Regions from separate parts of the Homo sapiens genome. Here region 2 is linked to region 1. Evidence: chromatin contacts called from ENCODE Hi-C or POLR2A ChIA-PET data. All regions are on one chromosome and are shown on one strand. The core of a region is the stretch at or near the end of the contact, and the rest is flanking DNA. Distances in the headings are between cores, read along the strand shown.

Region 1 (7,432 bases), core at 2,638-5,137:
CTAACCTCGTGATGCGCCCGCCTCAGCCTCCCAAAGTGCTGAGATTACAAGTGTGAGCCACCACGCCCGCCCCCCATCCCCCGGCTTTTTTTTTTTTTGAGATGGAGTCTCACTCAGTCACTCAGGCCGGAGTGCAGTGGCATGATCTTGGCTCACTGCAACCTCCGCCTCCTGGGTTCGCCCCATTCTCCTGCCTCAGCCTCCCGAGTAGCTGAGACTACAGGTGCCCGCCACCATGCCTGGCTAATTTTTTTGTACTTTTAGTAGAGACTGGGTTTCACCGTGTTAGCCAGGATGGTCTTGATCTCCTGACCTTGTGATCCGCCCGCCTCAGCCTCCCAAATGCTGGGATTACTCCATGTGGTCTTAAAAACCCTCCACAGATACTGATAATATGTGAAGCAGCTGCTGTGACTTCATGCTCTCCAGAGAAATTTTGAAACAAGAGGCAAAAGAGTGGCTCAGAGAGCAGGCTGGGGTTTATGTTCCAGCTCTTCCCCTAAGCAGTGCTGGGGCTCTGGGAAGTTGGTTAACATCTCTGTGCCTTAATATTCTCACCTGTGCAATGGGTCATGAGGAGGATAAAATGAGCTAACATATGAAAAAACACTGGGAAGAGTACCTGACATACAGTAAGTATGCAATAAATATTCACCATCCCTGTTATCAGGATAATTATTAATGGCTGCTATTATTAAATAAGCTGAATAGGCCAGGCACAGTGGCTCATGCCTGTAATCCTAGCACTTTGGGAGGCTGAGATGGGCAGATCACTTGAGGTCAGGAGATCAAGATCAGCCTGGCTAGCATAGTGAAACCCCATCTCTACTAAAAATACAAAAATTAGCCAGGCATGGTGGCAGGCACCTGTAATCCCAGCTACTTGGGAGGCTGAGGCAGGAGAATTGCTTGAACCTGGGAGGTGGAGGCTGCAGTGAGCCAAGATCATGCTATTGCACTCCAGCCTGGGCAACAGAGCAAGATTTCATTTCAAAAATAAAATAAAATAAGCTGAATAATTTCCTTGATGTCACACTACACTAGTTACTTTTTTTTTTTTTTTTTTTTCCCCCGAGACAGGGTCTTGCTCTCTCACCCCGGCTGGAGTGCAGTGGTGAACACAGCTCACGGCAGCCTCTATCTCCTGGGCTCAAGCTGTCCTCCCAACCTCAGCCTCACACTACCATGCCCGGCTAAGTTTTTGTAGAGACAGGGTCTCACTATATGACCTGGGTTCAAGTGATCCTCCTGCCTCCACCTCCTAAAGTGTTGAGATTACAGGCCTGAGCCACTGCGCCCAGCACTTTTGTTTTTTTCCCCCATTATGCACTTTGTGTGTTGGAAGTTGACGTCTGTTAGTTTCTAGTAATTCCTTGTATATTTCAGATATTAATCCACTGTCAATTTTATACATTGCAAATGTTTTCTTCCATTCTTTTATTTCTCCATTATATATGTCCATGGTGTCTCTCACTGAGCAAAATTCCTTAACTTTCATTTAAATCACAGCCATCAATTTTTTGCCCTTCTGTGTGTGCCTCTGAAACTTTTGCCTGCGCAGTCCTCTCCTGTGCACACTTCTCAGGTCACAGATGTTGTCCCTGTTTGCTTCTGCCCACCTCACAGCTCACCCTTTCCCTGCGGGCCCATCCTTCCCACGGGCCCCACCCTTGTCTGCCTTTTTCTTCCACAGGTGAGCATTTTCCTGACACATCCACTAAACAGTCCATCCTTCCCTGTTGTCGTGGGGCCATGTTAATCTGATATTCTAGAAGGATCTTTTGAAAACTCAAATCTCACTCTGCCACCCCTCCTGAAGATCCTTCAGGGTAAACTCCAGGGCAGATGTGGACCTAGGGCTGAAGCTTAAGAATGTGGAGGCTCCTCCTTGAGGAAAAGAAAGCAAAAATCTTAAACAAATTTTACAAGGGCACATGACCGTGTGCAACCCTTGGAAGGGGCCTCGCGAGTTGCAGGGAAACCGAGGCTGAGCCGCCACAGCCCTCACAGTAGACCTGCCTGCAGAGAGGAACGGGTGGGCTCTCATGCATGCACCTGTCCTCCTCTCCTGTCTGGGTACCCTCAAATCTCCCACCCCACACCACGTTAGGTTCTCCTCAAATGATGTCAAACTCTCTCCAGGCTCCCTCCTCAGAGTGGCAGCTTTGTCACCTCCCCCAGGGAGCCACCTCTGATGCCTCCGTCCCCACATCACAGCCTGCAGCCCAGAGTAGGCTTCCTATAGTCGTGAGCTCTGGGAGTGTCGTTTAGTGAGGAAAAGGCAAGTGATGGAGTCAGACATATCTGAACTCAAAATCCAGTTCTGGCTGAGCGTGGTGGCTCACGCCTGTAGTCCCAGCACTTTGGGAGCCCGAGGCGGGCAGATCACCTGAGGTCAGGAGTTAGAGACCTGCCTGGCCAATATAGTTAAGCCCCGTTTCTACTAAAAATACAAAAATTAGGTGGGCATGGTGGCAGGCACCTATAATTTCAGCTACTTGGGAGACTGAGGCAGGAGAATCGCTGGAACCCAGGAGGCAGAGGTTGCAGTGAGCCAAGATCACGCCATTGGACTCCAGCCTGGGCAGCAAGAGCGAAACTCTGTCTTGGAAATAATAATAATAATAATAATAATAACCCAGCTCCGCCACTCATTAGGACCATGACCTCAAGTAGACTACCTAACCCCCCATGCCTGCCTTTCTCGGCATGAGGCCAGGCTTCATGAACGAGCAGACTAGTTTCTAGGCTCTTTTGGCCTGAGCTACTTGCTTATTTTAAGAGACAACTATGGCTGGGCACGGTGGCTCACACCTCTAATCCCAGCACTTTGTGAGGCCAAGGCGGGCGGATCACCTGAGGTCAGGAGTTCGAGAACAGCCTGGCCAACATGGCGAAACCCCTTCTCTACTAAAAGTACAAAAATTAGCCGGCGTGGTGGTGGGCACCTGTATTACCAGCTACTCAGGAGGCTGAGGAAGGAGAATTCCTTGAACCCAGGAGGCGGAGGTTGCAGTAAGCCAAGATCGAGCCATTGCACTCCAGCCTGAGAGACAGAGCGAGATTTCTCCTCAAAAAAAAAAAAAAAAAAAAAAAAAAAAAAGACAACTGAACTGAATGTTCTCATCTTTCCAAACTGCAAACCTAAACGTGCCACCTTTGGTTTCTCGGTGCCGTTAGGAGAAAATCTGCACTCTGTCCCGAGGCCCTGGGATTCTGGCTGCAGCTGCCCTGGGCACCCTCTGCCTCTGGCTCTCACATCCTTGCCACACCGGCCTTCCTGGGCTTCTTCACGTGTGGCAGGGCATTTACACGTGGCAATCTCTCCACCCAGAATGCTCTCCCTCTAAGGTCCCACAGCCAGCAGGACACTGCTGCCAGCTTCCAGCTGTGCACCATCTCCCCAGGGGCATCTCTCTGCTGGGGCTCCCAGCTGGGAGGCTCCTCTGTGACTGCACTGGGGGTTTTCCTCAGGGCTCTTCCTTTACCGGGTAATGTGCTTCTTCCTCTCCCGGCGGGACAGACACCTCGGTGGAAGGGGGGAAGGAGGATCCCCCCCTCCGCGGGGGCTCTAGGCCACTGCTGCATGTTTGTGAAATGGGTGATGGACGAAACTGATAGAACCTCTCCCCTACCCTGGCCCTACCTCAATGCCTTGTGGCCCCACAAACTTGGGGGCCCAGCTACGACCCGTGTCTCCCTACCCACGTTGCAGCACCCCCCCCACCGCCCCACACCAGTCCTGCCCTACTGCCCTGGGGCTCCGCCTCTTCCTGCGCCCCGCCCTGGCCCCGCCCTCACCGCCCCGGGGCCACGCCTTCCCCTCCGGCCCCGCCCCGTCTAACCAGTGCCGGTGGTCCATGTGCTGCCGGATGAGGGTGTGCGGGGCCACCGTCCCATACTTGTCCACCTCGGGCATGTTCATGTCGTCGATGAAGTAGACGAGCTTCTTAGTGCCTGGCGGCCCGTAGTTCCTCCCCGATTTCTTCTCCAGCGGCTTCTCCAGCACCCCTAGAGAGGGCAGAGGGTCAGCTGCCCGCCTGCGCCTCCTGAGCCAGAGCCTGTTAGGTAGGGAGGGGCGCTACCTGCTTCCCCGGAGGACAGAAGGTGGGACCTGGCTGGGATCCAAGTTTACCAAAGGTACCTGCCCTGGGAGTGGCCCTTGAGGGGGCACCGGGTACAGCCCCAGGAATAAACAGAGCGATCAGAGGCGAGGGTGGCAGGAACCTTGCTCTCCGTCACCTTTGGGTCGCCTTAGATTGGCTGAGACACTCCCGGGGGACCTGCTGCCTCGACTGGCCATCAAAACCCCATCACCATGCCCACAAGGGAGCACCAGAAAGAGGGGTCCCGGCTGCTCCTCCTCTGTCTCCGACTCAGGAAGGAAAGGCCAGCGGGTGGGGCATGGGAAGTGAGGAGGTGCAAAGTGGCTAGTGAGTGCCTGGGCCTGCAGTGAGAGGGGACAGGAGGGAACGGGGACTGGCGGGGGGCAGCCGGGTAGGCAGGGCGTGGCCGGACCAGCCTCACCCTGCAGCATGGCTGAGGTCGTGTAGAAGTTGAAGGGCACAGCCTGCACCAGGTAGTTGTCCGTGTTCAGGCTTTCCAGCTTGTCCCCCATCAGCACCGACTTGCCCGTCCCCGCGTTCCCCACCAGCATCACCGGCCAGGACTTCTCCATGAGCAGGTCCATGAAGTAGCGGATGCGGATGGTTTCCGTGGTGTGGACCAAAGAGGCCTGGGGCAGGGGAGGGAAGGGGAGGGAGCTGTGATTCTCAGACACTTCTGCCTCTCGTGGGTGTGCAGGCCATGTTCTACCGAACAGGTCCTAATGTTGAAAATCGGTTGTGTTTGGACATTCCGTGCAGGCGTGTGGAGGGTACTGCACCGATTCCTGCCTCTAAATCACCAGTCGGTGGCCCTGCTTTGGGGACAGTTACCTGCAGTGGGACATCGGGATCCAGCTCAAAGGAGGGCACTTTATCTGTCCAGGGCAGGAACTTTTTTGTGTCAGGATCAATGTAGTAGTCAAAAATCGTTCCCTGCGAGGGGAACTTGATAGTCTTGAATTCGTTGATCCACCATTTACTGAACTCCACTCGATAATCCACAAGCTGTTGAGACACAGAAGTAAAAATCAGGGCCCAGCTAAGCAGGATGCTGAGAGACCCTGTGTGGGTGGCCGGGCCCCCCAGGTGCATCACCTGGTCCTGGAACATGGCGCCACCGAAGGCCCAGAAGCAGGTGAACACGAAGTACAGCTCGTACAGCTCCCTGGGGGAGTCGGGGGGCACGGTCTTCTCCGTGAGCAGGCACTCCAGCAGGTACAGAATCGTTTGGATCACCGTGATCTCCGGCACTGGCGTGATCTTCTTGAACCCAAAGCGCAACTTGTCCAGGCACGTGGGCAGGTACTTGTCAAAGAGGATCATCAGGTTGGCCTTCTCCGACTGCACCTTGCGCCTCTCGATCCAGCTGCTCACCACCCTGGGGGTGACAGGAGGCGCCGATGACACAGCCGCTGCTCTGGGTCTGCCAGTGTCCCTGCCTTGGTAAACGCCCCTCCCTACCTCCACCCAATTCTGCTGGGGCTGCCCTCAGGGTCACCATGCCTGCATGGCAATGGGTCCAAACGAGGGTGCCAGAGGGGCCAGTTGCAGGCCCTGAAAGGGTCGGAGGAGGATGCCAGGGTCGTGGGGGCTGTGCCCTCTCTGGGGTTGCTAGCTATGGGGGTGCTGTAGGTCTAGAACAGTTGGAAGCCATTCTTGCTACCACACGGGAAGCACATACCAAGGGCTGGTGGATGGGGCAGAACAGAAAAGGAGAAAGATCTCATGATGTCATGTGGGGGGCACGAAGGTGGGGACAGTAAGGGAGCAGAAAGGAGAGACAAGGATAGGAGCAGGGACATTTCATTACATCATCTGGACTCCTGAATCCAGCCATGCCTGAAGCACCCCTTGGTGCTTTTTTTTTTTTTTTTTTTTTAAGCTTCAGTTAGTTTGAGTTGAATTTGCCATGTTCAGTGTAAGAGTACAAATCAATACAACCAGCAATCCTTGAAGAGCCGTGCCAGACTGTTGGCCACAGACATCTCTGGGTGGCTCGTGTGGAGGTGGCCCACCACGGCGGTGAGGGGTGTGGACTCTGGGGCCTGACTGCCCAGGCTTGAGTCAGCTCTACCATGGCCAGCTGCTGCTTTAGGCAGGTTACTGCACATGCCTGAGTCCCTGGTTTCTCATCTGTAAACAGGGGTGATGTTTCCATGACCCTCATTTCCAAGGACTACATGGGCTGATATTTTTAAAGCTCAGAGAAGGGGGCCTGGTCCAGGGTAAGTGTTGCCAAATCAGCATCTGCTGAAAGCATCACTAGTGCCTGGCCCCCTCGAGTGCCAGTGAGCTCAGCACGTGCATCATTTCCAGGATGCCCAGGGCCTAAGCAGGAAGCTCCTGTTAACACACACAGCCAGCCTGCCCTGCGCTGACCGGCAGACGTGCCTCTTTAGACAGAGACTCATTTTTTTTCTTCTTCTGAGATGGAGTCTTGCTCTGTAGTGCAGGGGTGCGATCTCGGCTCACTGCAACTTCTGCCTCCTGGGTTCAAGCAATTCTCCTGTTTCGGCCTTCCAAGTAGCTGGGATCACAGGCGTGCACCATCACACCTGGCTAATTTTCATATTTTTAGTAGAGACAGGGTTTCGCCACGTTGGCCAGGCTGGTCTTGAACTCCTGACCTTAGATGATCTGCCCGCCTCAGCTTCCCAAAGTGCTGCGATTACAGACATGAGGCACTGTGCTTGGCCAGACACACACTCTTCTGTGAGTGTGCTCTGGGGGAGCTCCGCTTCTTCCTGAACCTCTATCACAAGAGAGAATTAAGAGCTGAACGTCTTTGCCGCATAGCACCCTGTATTATCCAGCGTAATAGAGTAAACCTTTCTATGTCCCTAAGCGAATCAGGGTGTCTCCATGCCTGTCGCAACTAAGAACTGAATTCCAAGTCCAGTTGGTCTTCAGTAGGGGAGATTGATTTGCAAATCTACGCAGAGGCTGCTGCTTTCTGCCTTCTACTTTGAAGATGTTTGTGTCAAAAATTTGTGATGCTGCCTTGGTAGGAGTCACTGAGTGCGGGTCGGTGTGTGTGCTGTCTCTGATATGCGTAGCACAGGCCCCAGGAGAGACACATGCTTGCGAGACAGGCCGACTTTCTCACCTCTGGTCCATACGGCTTCTTGCCCTGTCCCCAAGGCCATCCTGGGTGCATCCGGCATCCCTGCCCCTGGCAGTTGCCTATAGGAGGGCTGCTCCTGCTGTCTGGGGACCCTGTGTCTGCTTCTCGCCCATTTCCATTCTCTCCTCTGCCAATACTCAGGTCTCCTCCTCCTGCTTCCTCCAGGTCACTCCTTGGAGGTGTCCAGTTCCTGCCTTGGCCC
Region 2 (7,432 bases), core at 2,689-5,188, 150 kb after region 1:
TTTACGAATCATAGAGAAAAGAATCTGAATGAAGATCTGGAAATACAATTTCCAGTCTCTGGCTTTGCTTGGCCTGATCATTTCCAAACAAACCTTAAGACTTGCTGTTTTGCCCAAATTCTTCCCTAGTCTAATCGTCAGGCAGATGTGACCGTGGGGAACTGGCTGTCCCCGCATCAGCAGCAGGCAGCGGCATTACCTGAGGTATTTCCTTCCTGGCAGTTGATCATAGAAGTTCATGGTTCCATCTGTGCTAAAGAATTCATCCCCAGATCCGAAAACCAAGAGCTCTGGTTTGGTCTGATAATGTGTCATATGGTCTTCAGAAGAAAGCAGAACAATCGGTCATTCCAAAGGTCATTTGGAAGAACCAAGGTCATTCAGCTTCTAGTTGTGAGTGGAGGCTGCAGAGGGACCCTAGGAGGCGTGGGACCCTAGAGGAACCCCAGGGATGAGTGGGTGTGGAAGGGGCGCCCTGGTCAGTCAATAGTCAACACAAGAGCACTATTCTAGTCACAAGTGGGCCCAGGAGGCGTTGAGACTGGTGGCCGGGGGCGCCTGCTCTCCTGCCCACCAACCAGGTGACCTGTTCAAGCCACTGAACCTGCCTGGGCCTTAGTCCCACAGCGCTGGGGTGGAGGCAACAGGCGTCGCTGACTCTGGGTTATTGGGGTGGCGGGGTTAGATCAACTGCCAACCTGGCGAACGCCCTGGGACCACGCATGGCTGGTAAGGAACTCTAGAGGGGATTTTTCATCCTTATTATTATGACCGGCGCCCCTCCATGCTGAGTGATGTGCTGAGACTGTGCACGCCACCCTCTGCCCCCTTCATTTCAAAAATGCAGAACGGAGGCTGCAGGGGGCCACCTGCCCAGTGTGCACAGCTCATGAATGACCGGATGAGGTGACACCACCATCTGTCACCCCAGGGCCAGGCCTCTGTCCTCCCCAGAAACTTGTCCTCGCCCACTCCACCTGCAAGTCCTCTAGGGGCTGAGCACTACACAGGAACACGTGCAGATTCCAGCACCCAGAGGTCCTTCACACCTAGCCACAGGGCCTCTGGCAGCCTCGGCCATCCTCTCTGCGTGCCTGAGGCGGCTGCGCTGAGCAGTGGGGGACCCAGGAAAGGTCACGGCTCCCCCAGCACATCTGACACACCTCCCGCCGGGCCAGCTGCTGGCTTCAGCAAGCAGACGTCCCCTTCCTATGGAAAAGCCCATGAAAGCTGATTTGAAATATCTGAGCAGCTGTTTGAAGGACGTGGATCAGCCCTGTTCAGCGGCCTGAGCGGAGAGCGGGGCCAGAGGTACAAGCCTGGGACGGCCCGCAGGCTCTGGGAGACACAAGTCTTCTCAGACTTAGGCCTCATGGGACCCCAGGGGCCTGGTCAGCTGGGTTCCCCAAGGGCTCACCCACAGAGAGCCTCCGTTCTCAGTGTCGCTGTGGATGACCAACACTAAAACCCCCAAGCCCAGACCGCACCTCGTTCCCGCTCACCTCGGAATCCCTGGAGAAATCAGACATCAGCCCTTTAAAAGTTCCCCAGTGACTTTAACGTGCAACCCAGGTGGGGCGTCACTAGGCCAGGTGTCACCCATGTGTGCCCCCAACTGGAGGCCCTCAGTGGGCTTGTTCGAGGGCCTCCAGGCTGGATGTTCGCCCCAGATGGCCCAGATGGCCTATTTTGTGCATTGTCTGGCTGTGTGGAAACAGAACAGCACCATAGTGACATCTAGCCCGGATGTGGGCATGGCCCACCGACCACTGACCGCCTACGTCGTTCTTCCACCCCGAGCGCCCGCATATCCCGTTCCGTTCACCTCCCACTGGGGTCAACACTCCCTTCACAGCCTCCATCTTCCCCGGGGCAGTCCCATTGCTTTGGAGACTTCAAAAAATTGTACTCACAAAAGGGGTCGACATGTTCTATCTTCTCCTGGAAGCGGGGTGTGTCCTTGTTCCCAGTGACATTCAGCGTGTGCAGGGCCCGTACGCATGCACTCTGGCCTCCAAAGCACCTGTCGTTGTGGAGATTCCACAGCAGGCAGGGTGGAGATGGTGAGCCGCAGACATCACACCTGCCCCAGGTCAGGCCGAGGCTGCTCATCAGGAGCCCCGAGACCTCGAATGCAACGTCTTCAGATCCCAATTCCCTCCCTGCATGGAGCAGAACAGTGTCTCTCAAAAACTCACGCCCACGAGAAGTCTCAGAATGTGGCTTTTAGTAGAAATAGGGTCTCTGCAGATGTCTTTCATTAAGCTGAGGCCATATTGAGTGAGGGTGGATCCCAATCCAGTAACTGGGGTCTGTATAAGGAGAGAGAACAGAGGCACATGAACGGAAGGTCAAGCGACAACGGGTGCAGGGATGGCAGCCAGGCAGCCACAAGCCAAAGGACGCCCAGGATGGCCAGCAGCCCTGGAAGCCGGGAAAGACAAGGGAGGCTCTTCCCCTACAGCCTGCAGAGGGAGCAGGTCATTATCTGTTAATATCTTGATGTTGCAGTTTGGCCTCCAGAACTGTGAGAAATGTGATGTTGTTTGATGCCACCCAGTTTGTGTTCCTCTATTACAGCAGCCCCGGAGACTAGTAAGTGGGTCCCTGGCAGAGGAAGGGGACAGAGCGTCGAATTCTCCTCCCCGCAGGGAGCCACCTGGGCTCCGAGAAACCCTTGCACCGGCCAGAGGCCATGACACTAATGCTGGAATGTTCTCTGTGAGCGATGAAGCTTTCAACCAGACTCCGCTAGAGAAAAATACCCGACAGAACTGTTTACCCGATTAAATGAAATTAAATTCAGTTTTCTTGTTGCCAAGCAGAAATGAGGCCCTGTCATAGGAATGTCTGAGCAGTTATAAAAATAGGAGTTCATGTTTGCACATAGCTGGTTGAAAACAGAAAATTCACACCTGCTCTAAGAGATAAACAATGCACAGCTGAGCGTTGAACTCACACAAACGAGCCACCATGCACTGCAGAACAGAAACAGAAGAAGACTTAAGAAAAAAGCCAAGATAAATGATCACAGCCAGGCACGGTGGCTCATGCCTGTAATCCCAGCACTTTGGGAGGTTGAAGCAGGCAGATCATTTGAGGTCAGGAGTTCAAGACCAGCCTGACCAACATGGTGAAATCCCATCTCTACAAACAAACAAAGAAACAAACAAAGAAACAAACAAAAAATTAGCTGGGTGTGGTGGCAGGTGCCTGTAATCTCAGCTACTCAGGAGGCTGAGGCAGGAGAATCACTTGAACCTGGGAGGCAGAGGTTGCAGTGAGTGGAGATCACACCACTGGACTCCAGCCTGGGTGACAGAGTGAGACTCCATCTCAAAAAAAAAAAAAAAAAAGATCCTTCCTCCCCAATTCCAACACCCCCCAGGAAAACTCAGTCTACAATTGAATATAAAGCAAAGAACTGGCTGTTTGAAAAGTTCATCAAAACGTGCAAATGTCTGGCAAGATAAATAAAGAAAAACCACAAACATAAACCACGCCAGCCTGGGCAAAAGAGTGAGAAGAGAAGAGGGGAGAAGAGGGGAGAAGAGGGGAGGGGAGAAGAGGAGAGAAGAGGGGAGGGGAGGGGAGAAGAGGAGAGAAGAGGGGAGGGGAGGGGAGAAGAGGGGAAGGGAGAAGAGAGGGGAGGGGAGGGGAGAACGGGAGGGGAGGGGAGGGGAGAAGAGGGGAGAAGAGGGGAGGGGAGGAAAGAAAGAGAGAGAAAAGGAGTGAGGGAGGGAGGGAAGGAAGGAAGGAAACCAAAGGCCAGAGGAGAGCCTGGAGGGGGTCCTGCTCACAGCCTCAGAAGGGATCAACCCTGCAGACACCTGGATATCAGACTTTGGCCTCCAGAACTGTAAGATGGTACCTTTCTGTTGTTAAAGCCAGGGGTCCTCAACCCCTGGGGCCACAGACAGTGCCCTGTCTGGGCCACACAACAGGAAGTGAGCAAACGAAGCTTCATCTGTATTTGCAGCCACTCCTCATCACTCATGTTACCGCAGAACTCCGCCTCCTGTCAGATCAGTGGTGGCATTTGATTCTCAGAGGAGCACGAACGGTATTGTAAACTGCGCATGCGAGGGATCTAGGTTGTGGGCTTTTTTTTTTTTTTTTTTTTTTTTTTTTTGAGACACAGTCTCGCTCTGTCGCCCAGGCTGGAGTGCAGTGGCGCAATCTCGGCTCACTGCAAGCCCCGCCTCCCGGGTTCACGCCATTCTCCTGCCTCAGCCTCCTGAGTAGCTGGGACTACAGGTGCCCACCACCATGCCTGGCTAATTTTTTTGTATTTTTAGTAGAGACAGGGTTTCACCGTGTTAGCCAGGATGGTCTCGATCTCCTGACCTCGTGATCTGCCCTCCTGGGCCTCCGAAAGTGCTGGGATTACAGGCGTGAGCCTCCGAGCCCAGCCCCTGAGCCACCGCGCCCAGCGGTTGTGGACTTCTTATGAGAATCTAATGCCTGATGACCTGTCACCATCTCCATCACCCCCAGATGGGTCTGTCTAGTTGCAGGAAAACAAGCTCAGGGCTCCCACTGATTCTTCATGATAGCGCAGTTGTATAAGGATTTCATTATATATTACAATGTAATGATAATAAAGTACACAATCAATGTAATGTGCTTGAATCATCCTGAAACCATCCCCCACCCCTGCCCCCATCCATGGAAAAAATTTTCTTCCACAAAACTCATCCCTGGTGCCAAAAAGGTTGGGGACTGCTGGTTTGAGCCAAAAACAAAAATCAAAAAAACAAAAACAGGCTGGGCACGGTGGGCGGCTCACACCTGTAATGCCAGCACTTGGGGAGGCCAAGGCGGGCAGGTCACTTGAGCCCAGGAGTTTGAGACCACCCTGGGCAACATGGCAAAGCCCCGTCTCTACTAAAAATACAAAAATTAGCAGGGCGTGGTGGCAGGCACCTGTAATCTCAGCTACTTGGGAGGCTGAGGCACGAGAATCACTTGAACCCAGGAAACGGAGGTTGCAGTGAGCTGAGATCACGCCACTGCACTCCAGCCTGAGCGACAGAGAGAGACTGTCTCAAAAACAAAAACAAACTTCTCCCCCTCTCCCTTCCCCCCAGAGGTCGCCAGGCCAACACCATTTTACCGATTCTGACAAACCTTCCATGAATATATAATTTCCATGTTATTTAAATTACTACAGAACCCCTGAAGAGATTATTTTATCTTTTTTTTTATAGAGATGGGGTCTCACTATATTGCCCAGGCCAGTCTCAAACTCCTGGCCTCTGGCAATTCTCCCGCCTCGGCCTCCCAAAGTGCTGGGATTACAGGCAAGAGGTTATTTTTATAAAGTGAAGGTTTTCCTAGGTTATTTTATAAAAGTGAAGGCTTTGCTAGCAAAGACTGACCAAAGTAGTCAAGGAAAATGAGAGATCAATGTCTCACGGGAAATGAGAGATTCAAGAACCCAAATCAACCATCAGCAAGTGGGCAGTAACTGTCCCTATTAAAAATGATCCTTAGGAGGCTGGGTGCGGTGGCTCACACCTGTAATCCCAGCATTTTGGGAGGCCAAGGTGGGAAGATTGCTTGAGCCCAGGAATTTGAGACCAGCCTGGGCAACATGGTGAAACCCTCTCTCTAAAAAAATAAAAGTGATCCCGGCCAGGTATGGTGGCTCACACCTGTAATCCCAGCACTTTGGGAGGCTGAGGCAGGTGGATCATGAGGTCAGGAGATCGAGACCATCCTGGCTAACACAGTGAAACCCCATCTCTACTAAAAATACAAAAAAATTAGCTGGGCATGGTGGCGGTGCCTGTAATCCCAGCTACTTGGGAGGCTGAGGCAGGAGAATGGTGTGAACCCAGGAGGCAGAGCTTGCAGTGAGCCAAGATCACGCCACTGCACTCCAGCCTGGGCAACAGAGTGAGACTCCATCTCAAAAAAAAAAAAAAAATCCCATGACTCAGTAGGCTTGATTCCAGAACATAAGTTTGGTTCAAATTAAGATATTTACCCACATAAATTGTTATATGAATAAACTAAAAGTGAGAGACCATTTGAACATTTCAGTAACATTTCAATAGCTACTGAAAGGCACTTGATAACATTTAGAAAATGTTCTCACTAAAAAAAGAAATCCTTAGCAAACCAGAAAAACAATGAAACCTGCTTAATGTTATAAAATGTATGTACATATTGAAACCAAAAGCCAAAGGCACTATCATCTTGAGGGATGAAATTCCAGAGGCCTTCCTGGAAGAGGCACTGCCGTCTTGAAGTCCTGTATCCTATGCCCAAGGCCAGGGCCAGAGGGTGTAAATGCTGAAGAAGAAGGGATAAACATGTTCCTGTTGGCCAATGACATGATTAACGAGGAAATCTAGCCTACGTAACTAAAAAATTACCAAACGGATGAGTATTTACACATATGTATCAGTAGTAACCATTTAGAAAACACAAACTTTTAAACTTTCCATTTCAAATAGCTACTAAAAGTAAAAAGAATTTTCAAATAAACTCAACAAATAACAATGCTTGGAGTAGAAAACTGCAGTAATTCCCTGGAGGACAAGGTACCTGAACAAAAGGAGAGATATTTTGTGTTCCTGGGTAGGAAAAATGTAATCATACAAAACATGCCAATTCTTCCATATACAATACAGACCCAATCAGAATTACGTTGCGTTGTTTTCTGTTTATTTGTTTTAACTTAAGTTGAATTTCAAAGTACACTTGGAAGAATGCTTGAAAGAAAATTAGCCAAACATTTTTAAAAAGAAGAATGTTCAGGAAACCTTTCTCTATCAGATATAAAAACAGGCCGGGCACAGTAGCTCATGCCTATAGTCCCAGCTACTTGGGAGGCTGAGGTAGAAGCATTGCATGAACTCAAGAGTTCAAGGTTGCAATGAGCTATGATTGTGCCGCTGCACTCCAGCCTGGGAGACAGAACAAGACGCTGCCTCAAAGAAGAAAATGTACAGTAAGCTCTTGTTATTAAAACTATATGGCAGTGACCAAAGCATAGACAAATGATCAGTGGAAGAAAACTGAAGTTCAGAAAAAGACCCAGGTAGGCTGGGCGTGGTGGCGGGCACCTGTAATCCCAGCTCTTTGGGAGGCCGAGGTGGGCACATCACGAGGTCAGGAGGTCGAGACCATCCTGGCTAACATAGTGAAACCCCGTCTCCACTAAAAATACAAAAAATTAGCCGGGCGTGGTGGCGGGCGCCTGTAGTCCCAGCTACTCAGGAGGCTGAGGCAGGAGAATGGCGTGAACCCAGGAGATGGAGCTTGCAGTGAGCCGAGATCGTGCCACTGCACTCCAGCCTGGGCGACGGAGTGAGACTCTGTCTCAAAAAAAAAAAAAAAAAAAGGATCCAGGTATGTCTGAGAATTTAGCACATGACAAATATAATATTGGAAAGCATGGGGGGATTTACACAATACACAG

What was found. Hi-C counts contacts between places; a loop is a spot of excess contacts on that map. ChIA-PET counts read pairs that join two places held with the same protein, here RNA polymerase II (POLR2A). Pooled maps may share reads with other maps.
Region 2: a pooled map shows a loop between it and region 1 (2.2-fold over the local background). The contact joins the promoter of SCAT1 here to the promoter of DNAH17-AS1 in region 1. A Hi-C loop is called at or near these places in 2 of 50 pooled maps. POLR2A ChIA-PET finds 5 or more read pairs at or near these places in 2 of 52 experiments (HCT116 and HepG2).

What each region holds. Positions count from the first base shown.
Region 1 is chr17:78,481,023-78,488,454 of GRCh38, forward strand. It overlaps DNAH17-AS1 (DNAH17 antisense RNA 1), which reads left to right and starts at 3,888. Exons shown (of 6, transcript NR_102401.1): 1 at 3,888-4,140. DNAH17 (dynein axonemal heavy chain 17) reads right to left here. Exons shown (of 81, transcript NM_173628.4): 45 at 5,202-5,484; 46 at 4,938-5,111; 47 at 4,528-4,735; 48 at 3,846-4,011. RefSeq lists enhancers at 3,401-3,540, 3,571-3,620 and a silencer at 3,691-3,920.
Region 2 is chr17:78,628,119-78,635,550 of GRCh38, forward strand. It overlaps SCAT1 (S-phase cancer associated transcript 1), which reads right to left and starts at 3,939. Exons shown (of 5, transcript NR_110849.1): 1 at 3,872-3,939; 2 at 1,914-2,312. RefSeq lists an enhancer at 3,773-4,274.